Linked DNA regions of Mus musculus: region 1 is linked to region 2. The links are chromatin loops, found by intact Hi-C in ENCODE. Cell type or tissue: left cerebral cortex. All regions are shown on one strand. Each heading gives the region's core, and the rest is flanking DNA. Links, peaks and the distances in the headings are about the cores only.

Region 1 (5,549 bases), core at 362-5,361, 420 kb after region 2:
ACCTGCATAGTGAATACAGTGACTCTTTAGGATCATGGCACTCTGAAGTTTGTTAGGTTAGGTTAGGTTAGTTAGGTTAGTTAGGTTAGGTTAGGTTAGGTTAGGTTAGGTTAGGAGGGAGTCTTACTCTGGAGTTACATCATCCAAGCCAGGTCCTCTGGCCTCAGCTGTGCTCGGGACCTTCAGCAGCCTCATAGAGACATTGCTTCAGGCATTACCCAGGGGGCCATCAGCAAAAGCAGCCATGTGTGTTCCCAGCACTGTAAGACTAAGAAAAAGAGTTTAAAGAGTTCAAATCACATACACACACAACACATACTACCCACAATCACACACACAGTCTCACATACACACTCAAACACACACAATCACACACTCATACACACAATTACACACACTGAAATGCATTACAGTCAAACACATATACACAATCACACAAAGTCTCACATACACAGCCAGCCACATATCACTCACATGATCACTCACACAACACAAAACCACAATCACACACATACAATCACATACAGTCACACACAGTCACTCTCATACACAATTACACAATCACACACAATCACATACAGTCACACACACACACATACACCCAAACATACACAGGCAACAAACTCATACAATCTCTCACATACACAATCACACATACACACATATAAACAATCACACACACACATACATGCATACACACACACACACACACACACACACACACACACACACAGCAATCACATAATCACACAGAGGAGTTTGCTTGTTGAGTCTTTTTGAGATTCTAAGGGGAGACTGCGGGTGAGTGACCTTTTTAAAAAGCATTCAGCAGTCCTCACTGGCTCTGAATGGACCCCCTCTGACCTCTTCCTCTCCAGGTCAGCACCCAACTCCTGGTCACTCTCTGGCCCCACAGTGAAGGTGACAGGGAAGATTTTGTAGTGAGGCTCTTCAGGTGAGAAACTGCCTTTGGCAGTGCTCTGTGTCTTCCTCAGACTCTGGTCCGTCCTCCCTACAATGTCTGCACTAGGTGCAGGCTCCCTGCTTGATGCCGCCATTTGCATGTCTCTGTGGAAAAACACATTCAGATTTCCTTTATCTCCTTTGTCCTTGCCTTGTGCTTTCTCAAGGAGCCCAGGCCTTACCCATCAGACTGAGCTGAAGCAAAATGAGAAGCATTCACCAGCTCTTGACCTCTAAGGGCCTTTCCGAATCTCCACAGAGCAGCCAAAGACAAAGAAAGAGAGTGAGAAGAGCCCAGAAGAAGCAAACTTTCAGCTAGTTACCATCTTTTTCCCCCCTCTGAGCTCCCAGTACCGTACTCGATTTCCTGACCAGCTTGCGCCCCTCCCCCGCTCCCTCCGAGCATCTGTGGCGGTTTCGAATTGAGCCCTGTACCTGCTGCTCTCAATCCTCAACATACCATACCAGTTGCATTGCCAAACAGCGAACTGCCAGCCATCTGCCATCCCAAGGCAGAATTTACATTGTTTTATCTTAAAATAACGCCTCCGGAATAGCAAGCCACGCTATGCATCAGGTTTTAAAATTGACAATCAGCCAGAATTAAAAACAAATACCAAATGGGCGTAAAAAAAGAACAGGGTGTGTGTGGCGGATGGGGGGTGGGGATTGGCATTTGACAGAGAGCTTATTTTTCGGCTTTTTTTTTTTTACCTGACTTTCTACCAAAATAGTCATGCCATTTAATTTTATCTGCAACCGCAGGAGCTACTTATAGACTGAGAATATTAACGTCTTCCTTGCCTGGCTCTGTGGAGAACTGCAGGTCCATAGGCCTAGAGCAGTGCATCCTACCCTAACCCCAGACTACCTCAGCCTTATCGCACTGGGTTTCCTTTCTGTGGGTCACAGAAAACTTAGGCAGGACAAGCTGGAGTTCCTGGACCAAGGTACTTGCTGAGTCATGGGCAAAGCACACTTGAACCCGGGACTCCTGGCCCTGCTCCCTTCCCACTCTTCCTTAGCCTGTCTTGACCTGCCATTGTGCTAGAGAAGGCCCTCCAACCCCACTCAGTTCTTGTTTAGTTTTGTTTCCTTGAGACAGGGTTTTGTAGCGCTGGCTGTCCTAGAACTTGCTTTGTAGACCAGGCTAGCCTCAAACTCACAGAGATCCACCTGTCTCTGCCCACTGAGTGCTGGGATTAAAGGCTTGTACCTCTCCACCCAGCACCCCTTCTGTTCTTAACATCAACCTGTAGCAGCCTTCAGGTCAGACAAGAATGAACAGGGGCTAGAGAAATAACTCAGCAGTTAAGACCACTTGTTTTTTGCAGAGGACCCCAAGTTGGATTTCAAGAACCTATAGAAAATCTAGAACTCCAGTTCCAGGGAGTCCAATTCTGTCTTCTTACCTCCTCAGGCACCAGGCACACACATAGTGCACAGACATACATGAAGGCAAAATGCCCATACACATAAAATGAAATAAATACATCTTCAAAAAATTTAAAAAAGAATGGACATGCATATACCTGCAGAGCTTGGGGGACACTGGGGACCTGTGATATTGGCCTGTGGTCCCAGAGAAAGAGCCACTGACATATCTGGATGGGTTTTCAGAGCAGATGGTTCTAGAGGAATGTTTTCTTCTGAAGAGAAAGAAAGGAGGCTTCAAACTCCCTTCTGAGAAACTGTTTCAAGGAAAAGCAGGTTGGGGGAAAGTGTGAAGTCTGAGTGGGCTGAGGAAGTACAGGACTCAAGGTCTATACCCAAGATGCCTGCCTGCTGCTTGAGCTGTGGATGGGCCGAGCTGAGAGGTTCAGAGAAAGCCCAGGCAAGATCCTGGATAGCCCGAGAGGCCAGGCCTCTTGAGGCTGGAACTCTCTCTGAGTCAGTAGCAGGGGACATTGGCTCACCTAACTAAATCCTCCAGCCTTCTCTAGTCCAGAAAGCTCCAGCTTAGCCAGGCTTTGGTGTGGGTAGCATCTAAGGGCAGCTGTTCTTGTTTCAGATTGCCTAGATGGGGGTACATCCTTGTAAAAGCTGACTCCTGTGCCCAGCAAGGATCAGGACTCTCTCCCCTCCCTGCAAGCTATGGTCTTAAGTGCTGGTCTGTCTGTCCCTCTTGTGGGCCCCTTGAGGTAAACAGCCACCTTCCTCCTCTGTGAGTCCCAGACAACATCCACATGTGAACATCTGATGCCTTGCTAACAGGGGCTGAATTGACTCACAGACCTAAGGTCCTGAGCTTGGAGTCCCACCCCTGAGAACCTATGTCTGGCTAGTCATCACTCAGACTCCCTCTATCAAGAGGGAGCATCCCCACACTGGGTATGTTGGATGCTTTTCTTTTTGAAGTAACATAACTCAGTTTATTCTTATCCTGCTAAGCAATGAGCCAGCGCAAGCACAGAACACTGCTTTGCCTTAGTCACAGCTGCCAGAGTAACTGAGGAAACACTGGGACCCAGGGGTCACAAGAGCTTTATGGAGATGCCCCCATTGCTCTGCCTCCAGTACTGGTGGCCCTCACCAGACTAGGGCATAGATCCCTGGAAACAAACAGTCTGCCGGACACCCACTGCCAACAAGGAAGAGGGTAATCAAGCTGAGAAGGGAAGTTGAGGAAACCCATCACCAAGAAGAAAACACCAAGATTGACTGATCCAAGCCTTAGCTAGGCTGTTTTTCAGAGACAGGGGCTGCACTCTATCAGTCTAGGGGACAAGACAGACAGGTGTGCTTGCTTATTACAAGGGACAGAAAAGGGGTGCTTCCTAATCCACAACACAGTGAAGACTTTCGTGTGCTAGTGTTGGCTCTCAGGATGTAAGCAGAATTGCCTAACAATAGCACCCACAGAGGAGGAGCAAGGGTCTCAAAGAGCAGAGCCAGGAAGCCAAGAAGCCATAAAGCCATGGGAAGGAGACACAGAGCCTTACAGATCCTTCCCAACCATAAAAGCCATTTGTCCAAATCCATACTCAAGCCAGCAGTGAGGACTGAGGAGACAGATGGCTTGGTGGGTAGCATTCCTGTCCTGTAAGCATGAGAAACCAGAGTGTGATCCCATCACCAATGTAAAATCAAACATGGTGGCGTGAGTCTGGAACCCTAGCACTGAGAGATAGAGATATGCCAGTCCTGGAGCTTGCTGGCCAGCCAGCATAGTCAACCAATGAGCTTGAGGGTCACAAAGAGACCCTGTCTCAAAAACTTAGCTTGAGAGCCATAGAGAAAGATAATCAGTGTTGACTTCTAGATTCCATACACACATAAATGCACTTGTATCCAAGCATACAAACGCACAAATATACACATATGTACATGTACACACAGACATATACAGAAACTTATACACACCTACACACACACACACACAGAGCAATTATTGGGATAATGCACTTTGAAGCTCAAAACAGTCTCAACTCCTTTTGCTATATTTCATTCTTAAAATTTTACTTATGTGTGTGTGCTCACATATGCAATGACATTCATATGGAGGTCAAAGGGCAACTTGTAAGAGTTGGTCTCTACTCCCACCACGTGTGTCTGGAGACTTAGTTCTTAGTCTGACTTGGCAGCATACACCATAACCCACTGAGCCATCCTACTGACCCATCAACTGCTTTAAACAGAATAAATCACTTCATGTCTGGTGCCTCTCACCCATGAAACTGTGACCAGAAGAATGCAAGTCGTCAAAAAATGAGGCACGTTAACCCTGAGACTAGGATGAGGTGTGGCACCATCGATTGATTTGATAAAAGGCCAGGACAGGGAAGAGAATATGATCCCCACTGGGATGGGTAAGTGATGTCCCGCAGGAACCCAGGCGGTAAAGCTACATGTGCCCTCAGGGCCGAAGCTACTGTGGCCCTATCTTACCCTGATTACTTCTAGTGATGAGACCTGTGCGGCTCTGGCTGACTGTCAACAAGATATGTGTTCTGCAGTAGAGAAACACCACTCCCTTATAAAACAAGCGCGAGCAGCACCTGACCCTGAGTGTCATTTCTGAAGGGGCTTCTTCGACAGTGCTACCCTATTGAACAAAGTCTCTATCTCAAGAACACCCTTAGGAGGAGGAATCTGTCTACCTCCCCTAATACCAGAGTCCAGCATCACAATTTTCTTTAGCTTAGCATCCCCTCTTCCCTGTTAATGTCTCAGTATTCGTTGCTCTCAGATGCCTGTGGCATCCTTGCTTCCTTCTTCCCAGGAGCCAGAGCAGTACATTCTGAAGTGGTCTTTGCCAGTCAAAGTGCTGGATCTTGTGGTCCCTTGCCACGGAGACGGGTTTGTGGAAACATGGAAGTGGGGTCCAGGAACTCAGAAGCAGGTGTCAGGACTCAGGCTAAGGGATTCTCATAGAGTTTAGGATGAACTGTGTATCTGTTAGGAATGGCAGAAAATGCATGCGCATACTAGTGATAAAGTATTTAGTGTTGAGTTATTAAAGGCCATAACTACTTCATATTTGTTCATCTTAAGTGTTAAAAACTAAAATAACTCCTTAGATACTCCCAACTGTGTGCTTTCATTTTTCAAAGCATCCCTTGTGAAAAGAGAAGAAATACAAGTTC
Region 2 (5,549 bases), core at 206-5,205:
CCCGCATCCTTTCGTTTCCAAGCTTTTTCCTGCAAAGGGGAGGGGGGTGGAGGGTTCGGGATGTGGGTGGAAGTGGGAGACGGAGGGGTGCCTCCCCCGTGTTAATTACCCCGACTCCCTCACTCCTCTCCTCGCGCTTCGCCTCCCCTGCAGTTCCAGACAATGAAAAAACATCAACCCCACCTCGCCCCACCGCAGCGAATCCTACCCACCCAGTTCGCTCTCAGCTTCGCCTAGGAAACTGAGGGGGGCCAGGAGGAGGGAGATGACGGAGAGGAAAGGGATGGGAAGCAGGGGCCCAGCTACTGCTGCCTGGGCAGGGCTTGTGACCGCCGCCTTTACCTTGAGTGTAGGGTCCGGGTGTAGCCTGGCCGGGCGTGCCGCAGGGCAGAGCTGCTGCGGTCCCTTACCAGGATCTGTGGGAATCAGCCTTCCGGAACTCTCCTGCTGCGGTCCTCTCGCTTAGGTCCCAAGTGGTGGATGGGAAAAAGGAAAAGAAAAAAAAAATAAATAAATAAGAGCGAGGCCCATCTGGCCCCTCATCAGCCTTGTCAAGTCTTGCATACGCTAAAATGCTAATGACCTAGATAGCTCATGCAAAATGCAGCAGGGAGGGACAGAGAAGGAGGGGGAGCGAAGGGAGAGCGAGAGAGGGAGGAGTGAAGGGAGAGGGAGGGGGAGACAGAGGGAGGAGGGAGACTGGGAGGGGGGAGGGGGAAAAGAGAGAGAGAGAGAGCGCGCACCCCTACATGTTCCCCCACCCCACCCGTCAACCGGTTTTACAGAGGTAAAGGGTGGGTGTAGATTTTAAAAGGTCACCCCTATAGAATGTAGCTGGGTGGGGTGGGGGAGAGATCCCCAAATCCATAGGGACAATAAAATATTATTTTAAGACCCCTCCCTCTCTGCTCTCCATCACTCTGTTTACACACAAGTCCAGTCACCTTATGCATGTACATGTCAATTTCACAAGACTGCTTTCAACAGACACCCACGTTGCCATTCCCTGAACAAACCCACCCAGTGCACCAGAGTGAGGAAGGTGCTTCCTAACCCACAGACCTCCCTCACCTGGTCCATCCCACTCCCTACTAGTGCCTTATCCTTTCAGGCAGTCGTCCCCCCCCCCCCTTTCTCTTTTCTAAGCCTTCCCCATTCTCCTTCCCAATGGCTCAAAAAAGCCAGGTAGAGGGCATAGAGGACAAGTTAAATCTAACTGGATCGGTTCCGTTCAGCTTCCCACCCACCCCACAGGGTTGGGGGACACAGTCTTTACCTAACACTGACCCTTTTAAAGCATGCCACAAAAATCAATAAAATTGAGTCCGAATAACCTCAGAGGTCCGCAGGTCCGGCCGGGTACTGTTGGGCAGCGTTGATCTCTCCAATCGGGGAGCCAGAGTTCCGCGCGTCCCAAGACGCTTTGTCCCGGAACCCCCGCACAATATCCTCATCTTTTTGTTCTCCTTTAAAGGATCCTGGTTGCAGTCCGCCGCGTTTCAGCCAGTCCAAACCAAAGGCGGATCTATTGGAATAAAAAGGGATGGGGATAATATACACGCAGATGGATGCGGGAGAGTAGTGGAGGCTAAAGTCAGCCCCGCAAGCAAGGAGCGGCCTCCCTGGCCAAGCCCCAAGTGCTTCCTCGGCTATTGAAGGGAATTGCTGCTGGCAGGCGCTGATGCTGGCTCCACCTGGCCGGAGGAAAAGCATCCTGGCGATGACCCTGAAAGAATTAAGACACAAAACCAAAAAAAAAAAAAAAAAAAAAAAAAAAAAAACCCCAAACCGAACCAAACCACCAAAACAAAAAAGCAAAAAGCCAGAATCCTCCTCTGGTGAACCAGAGCACGCGTGCAGAAGAAACCGCTCTGCTGGTGGCCGCGGTCGAGGGGGAAGGATGCTAGCGCAGGAGGCGAAGGTTGCAGAGGCTGCACCCTCAGATGAATAATAATAACGCGCTGAGAAGTTGCAGTGCAGCTTGGAAATCCAGCCCTGCGCGTGAACTCGCGTCGAGTGCGGATTGCAGGGGATGGGGGAGAAAGGGGGGGGGGTGAGGAGAGAAGAGAGGGGGAGGGGGTGAGGGGATTGAGAGGAAGACAGAGAGAGGGACGCAGAGAATTTAGTGCCTTTTCTTTTAGTCTTACCAAGAGCTGATCTCCTTCACTGTCCTCGTTGGGTGAGGCCGAGGTCCTTTTTAAAAATTATTATTCCTTTAACGGATTATTCAGCTAAGAGAAGCCACATCTGCTGACAGTTCCGAAAACAAGAGGATTAGGAGTAGGTCCACAGAGCCCGGCCCGCAGCCCCCCCCCCCCCCCTCTGCACCAGCACACGTCACTCTCACTGCCCCCGGGCACCTCCCTCTCCTCGCTCGGTGTTCGGGAGGGTTGTGCCAAGAAAAATGCGGATTTGGGGAAAGTGAGAAGTGGGGGTGCTCTCACGAACGGGAAAGCCAAGGCCGGAGGTGGCGATTCGCACCCCCACACTTACACTCGCTTCCGTTTATCCGTTTAGATCCTGGGAGAAGTGGGTGCTTTCACCGCACCCACACGCGCCGCATCTGCAGTGGTCAGAGCCCTCCGATCCCTTGAAGCCACCCTGGCCGCCCCAGACCCTGCCAAAGTCCTCTGGGTGGACTCGGGGGGCTCAATCCTACCCCTGCCTGAATAGCTTCATGGTCTCCAGTCCTCTTTTTCTCAGTCCCCTCCGTGCAATACCGCCGCTAGCCCACTCCCGGTTTCTTGAGCTTCGGTCAATGGAGTGGGGAGCTCGGGGGCACTTGCACACCTTCTGCTTGTCGTCCTCAGCCCGAATTGCCGGGCTGTAGCTCAGCCAGGCTGGTGAGGATGGAGCTGGGTGCTGCTGCGGTTGTGGTTGCTGTCACTGCGGAGAGCGCGAGGCTGCGGGGCGGTGCGGCGACCCGAGCGCCAGTGCAGCCTCCTCCTCACCCCTCCCTAGGCTGGCGTCTGGGCAGGACAGTGCTGGGGGTGGGAAGACGAATGGCGGAAGGTGGGGGGATGGAGGACCATAGTCTCTTGTCGCCCCCACCAACGCCCCCCCCCCCGCAGTCAAGGTGAAAGTGAAGGAGAGCGGGCGCGCGTGCTCGCGCCTCTAGTTGCGTGCGCGCGCTCCTCCCCTGCCCGCGCCCTCCCGCCCGCCCTCGCCCGCCGGGGCCAGATGGACGTCCGAGATTACAGAGGCACAAAAGTGCGTCTACACGTCCAGCCACCCGTCCTGCGGACGTGGAGAGCCACTTCGGGGAGGCGCCTTTTGTTGTACTTGTGTGGCTGTGTAACTGTTTTTCTTTTCCAAGAGCAGAGTTAGCTGTGGCTTAAAGAAGGACCAAGAATGAATGTCCCCCATAAGAGCGAACCAAAAAGACCTTCCCCCACTCGAGCCCCCGCGCCTGCGATGAGAAATCTGTCTTCCCAAAGGGCTATTGCGGCAGCCGCGAGGCAGCCCCGACCTGCTCACGCAGGCCCATCTGCTTTCCCTACGCCTGCTTTTCTTTGATGACTTAAAAGAAACAAATAAACAAACAAACAAAAAAAACTGAACTGTTTCTTGGGCTATGTTGAATTCAAGACATCTAGACAGGGGAGAACAAACTCGGAAAGCTAAAAGCAGTCTTAAATGTTGTGGCTGTCAATGGCCAGTGCAGAGGGTGGTGGCCGCGGCGCCCACCTAGCCCTGATGGACCTCCGGGGATGCCCCCTGGATGGAAGGCCATTTCTGTTTCTGTCAATTGTTAGGTAAGGACCCCAACAGAAGAACGGCTGTAACAAAACCTCCCCCATGTGCTGTTTTTTGCTTCAACACTGTGTGGCTAGAAGCTTAGGAAATAAGCTGTTTTTGTAAATTTCTAGAATTGAGAATCTTAGGAGGGGTGGGTAAGAACTAGAAAACATCCTTGTGACGGATTTTAATTAAAAAAATGTAACTAGTTGGCAAAGGCCCCTCGCTAGGCAATCTTTCTGGGAGCACTGACCACTTTCATAATAGTCCCCACTAAATCGCTGGTCTCTCTCTGCGGTGACTTGGTCTTACTTACCACCATTTTGATCAAGGTTTTTAGCTTTAGGACTATTCTAATGTTCTGTCTATAAAGCATTCCTCGGCAGACAGTTTCGAACCCCTGCACCAGGAAAGGGTGGGGCTGTGACTTGAGGTCTAGTCGGTTTTGACTGAAGAGCAATGGGACATGGAGGATACTTTCCTGTGCTAGACTGTCAGATAGGCCTAGGGTTTTGTTTAGCTTAAGAACGTTTTTAATGCAATTCTCCTGCGCCGTTGCGGCATTGCGGGACGCTGGCTCTCTCGTCTTGCTGCGTGGGGCGCGCGCGCCGGGGTGGGGGTGGAGTGGGGGAGCGGAGACCTGGTTTTGTAACAGGCTCCGCAGGCCCGAGTGGGAACGCCTTAAATGATGAGCCCAGGGTTAAAAAAGAAAAAGAGAAAGGGAGTGGGGGGTAGATACGGCAGCTGATGCTGAATTAATAGTTAGAGCATACCCCTGGGACTTTCTCCAACCAGGGGGTCAGGAGTCCTTGCCCCTCCCCCAGCCACAGATTTCATATCTGTTTTTAACCAGTCTGAGCGGACGGATGCTGGGCCATTTGTAATGGCTTCTTAAAACCTAAACCCTTGGGCTTAAGGGCTGTCTATGCGCCTGATCAAACTCACCCCAAGTACTAACACGTTAAGAAATTACATTGTAAAACCTCCCCAAATCGGATTGACTGGGCTGTTTGGGGCCCATATGGCTGGACAGCTGGACAGCTCCGCTGAAAAGACACCATTGCCCCACGGATGGGATAAAGCAGGGCTTCCCCAGAGAGCTCAGACATGACCTAAGTATTAGCGTAGCCTGGGGTAAAGACTGAGTTAAATCTCTCTCCCTTCTTGAGGTTAAAATAAAGACAACAGAAATCAAAAGGGGAGTACTTTTGAATTCATTGTGAATGGCGTGCCTCCTGCTGGTCCCACCATAGGAAGGAGAAGGAAGGAAGACTGAGAGGTGCCCTTCAGCTGAGCACATGCATGCGAGTGGGTAAACGGGAGGGGCAGGAGATTGGAAAGAAATATATTATTTGCCAAGCCGTGACATGTGTCAGTGACATTTGTGGTTCCCTGTTCAGAGAAGTAGGGTTCTGACCTCTCTCAGCTGATGCTCCAGTGTTAACCATGAACAGTGTCTGAGTGCAATCTCCACAGTGAGAAGAAAGATGGAAGCCGGGCACACACACACACACACACACACACACACACACACACACACACACGCAGAGAGAGAGAGAGAGAGAGAGAGAGAGAGAGAGAGAAGAGAGAGCCCATTATGAAATGCAGCCGGTTTAATTTTTAATATGATGGCGGAGCCTCTAGCACATTCTTCCCTTGTTGTTAGCATTCAGGAGGAGTCATTTATCCTGTGGCAGAAAATTTTTAAATGGCTTTAAAAAAATGTCCTGAAATAGAATATTCTATCGTCACCTTCTAGTTTTGGAATACAAAACTCTATCCTTAGTGAAATATTCAGACAAATAAGCTAA

What was found. Peaks named below come from ENCODE experiments on the same cell type or tissue, not always from the same donor. Only the 100,000 strongest peaks of a DNase experiment are listed, where the experiment ranks them.
Region 1: a loop joins it to region 2, with 4 times the contacts of the local background. A loop is called at or near these places in 2 of 42 quality-filtered maps.

The regions. Positions count from the first base shown.
Region 1 is chr14:64,169,361-64,174,909 of GRCm38, reverse strand. The region is part of intron 5 of Msra (methionine sulfoxide reductase A); the gene reads left to right. Among named protein-coding and RNA genes, the nearest start is that of Gm52129, 27 kb to the left of the region's middle. In left cerebral cortex, for the core only: no CTCF peak of the experiment used is centred there; DNase peaks (open chromatin) are centred at 1,402, 2,169, 2,686 and 3,332; H3K27ac peaks cover 4,827 bases.
Region 2 is chr14:64,584,753-64,590,301 of GRCm38, reverse strand. Mir124a-1hg (Mir124-1 host gene (non-protein coding)) reads right to left here and starts at 2,187. Exons shown (of 4, transcript NR_040709.1): 1 at 2,148-2,187; 2 at 1,335-1,525; 3 at 343-461; 4 at 1-29. In left cerebral cortex, for the core only: no CTCF peak of the experiment used is centred there; DNase peaks (open chromatin) are centred at 3,354, 3,696, 4,309, 4,966 and 6 more places; H3K4me3 peaks cover 3,607 bases; H3K27ac peaks cover 4,985 bases.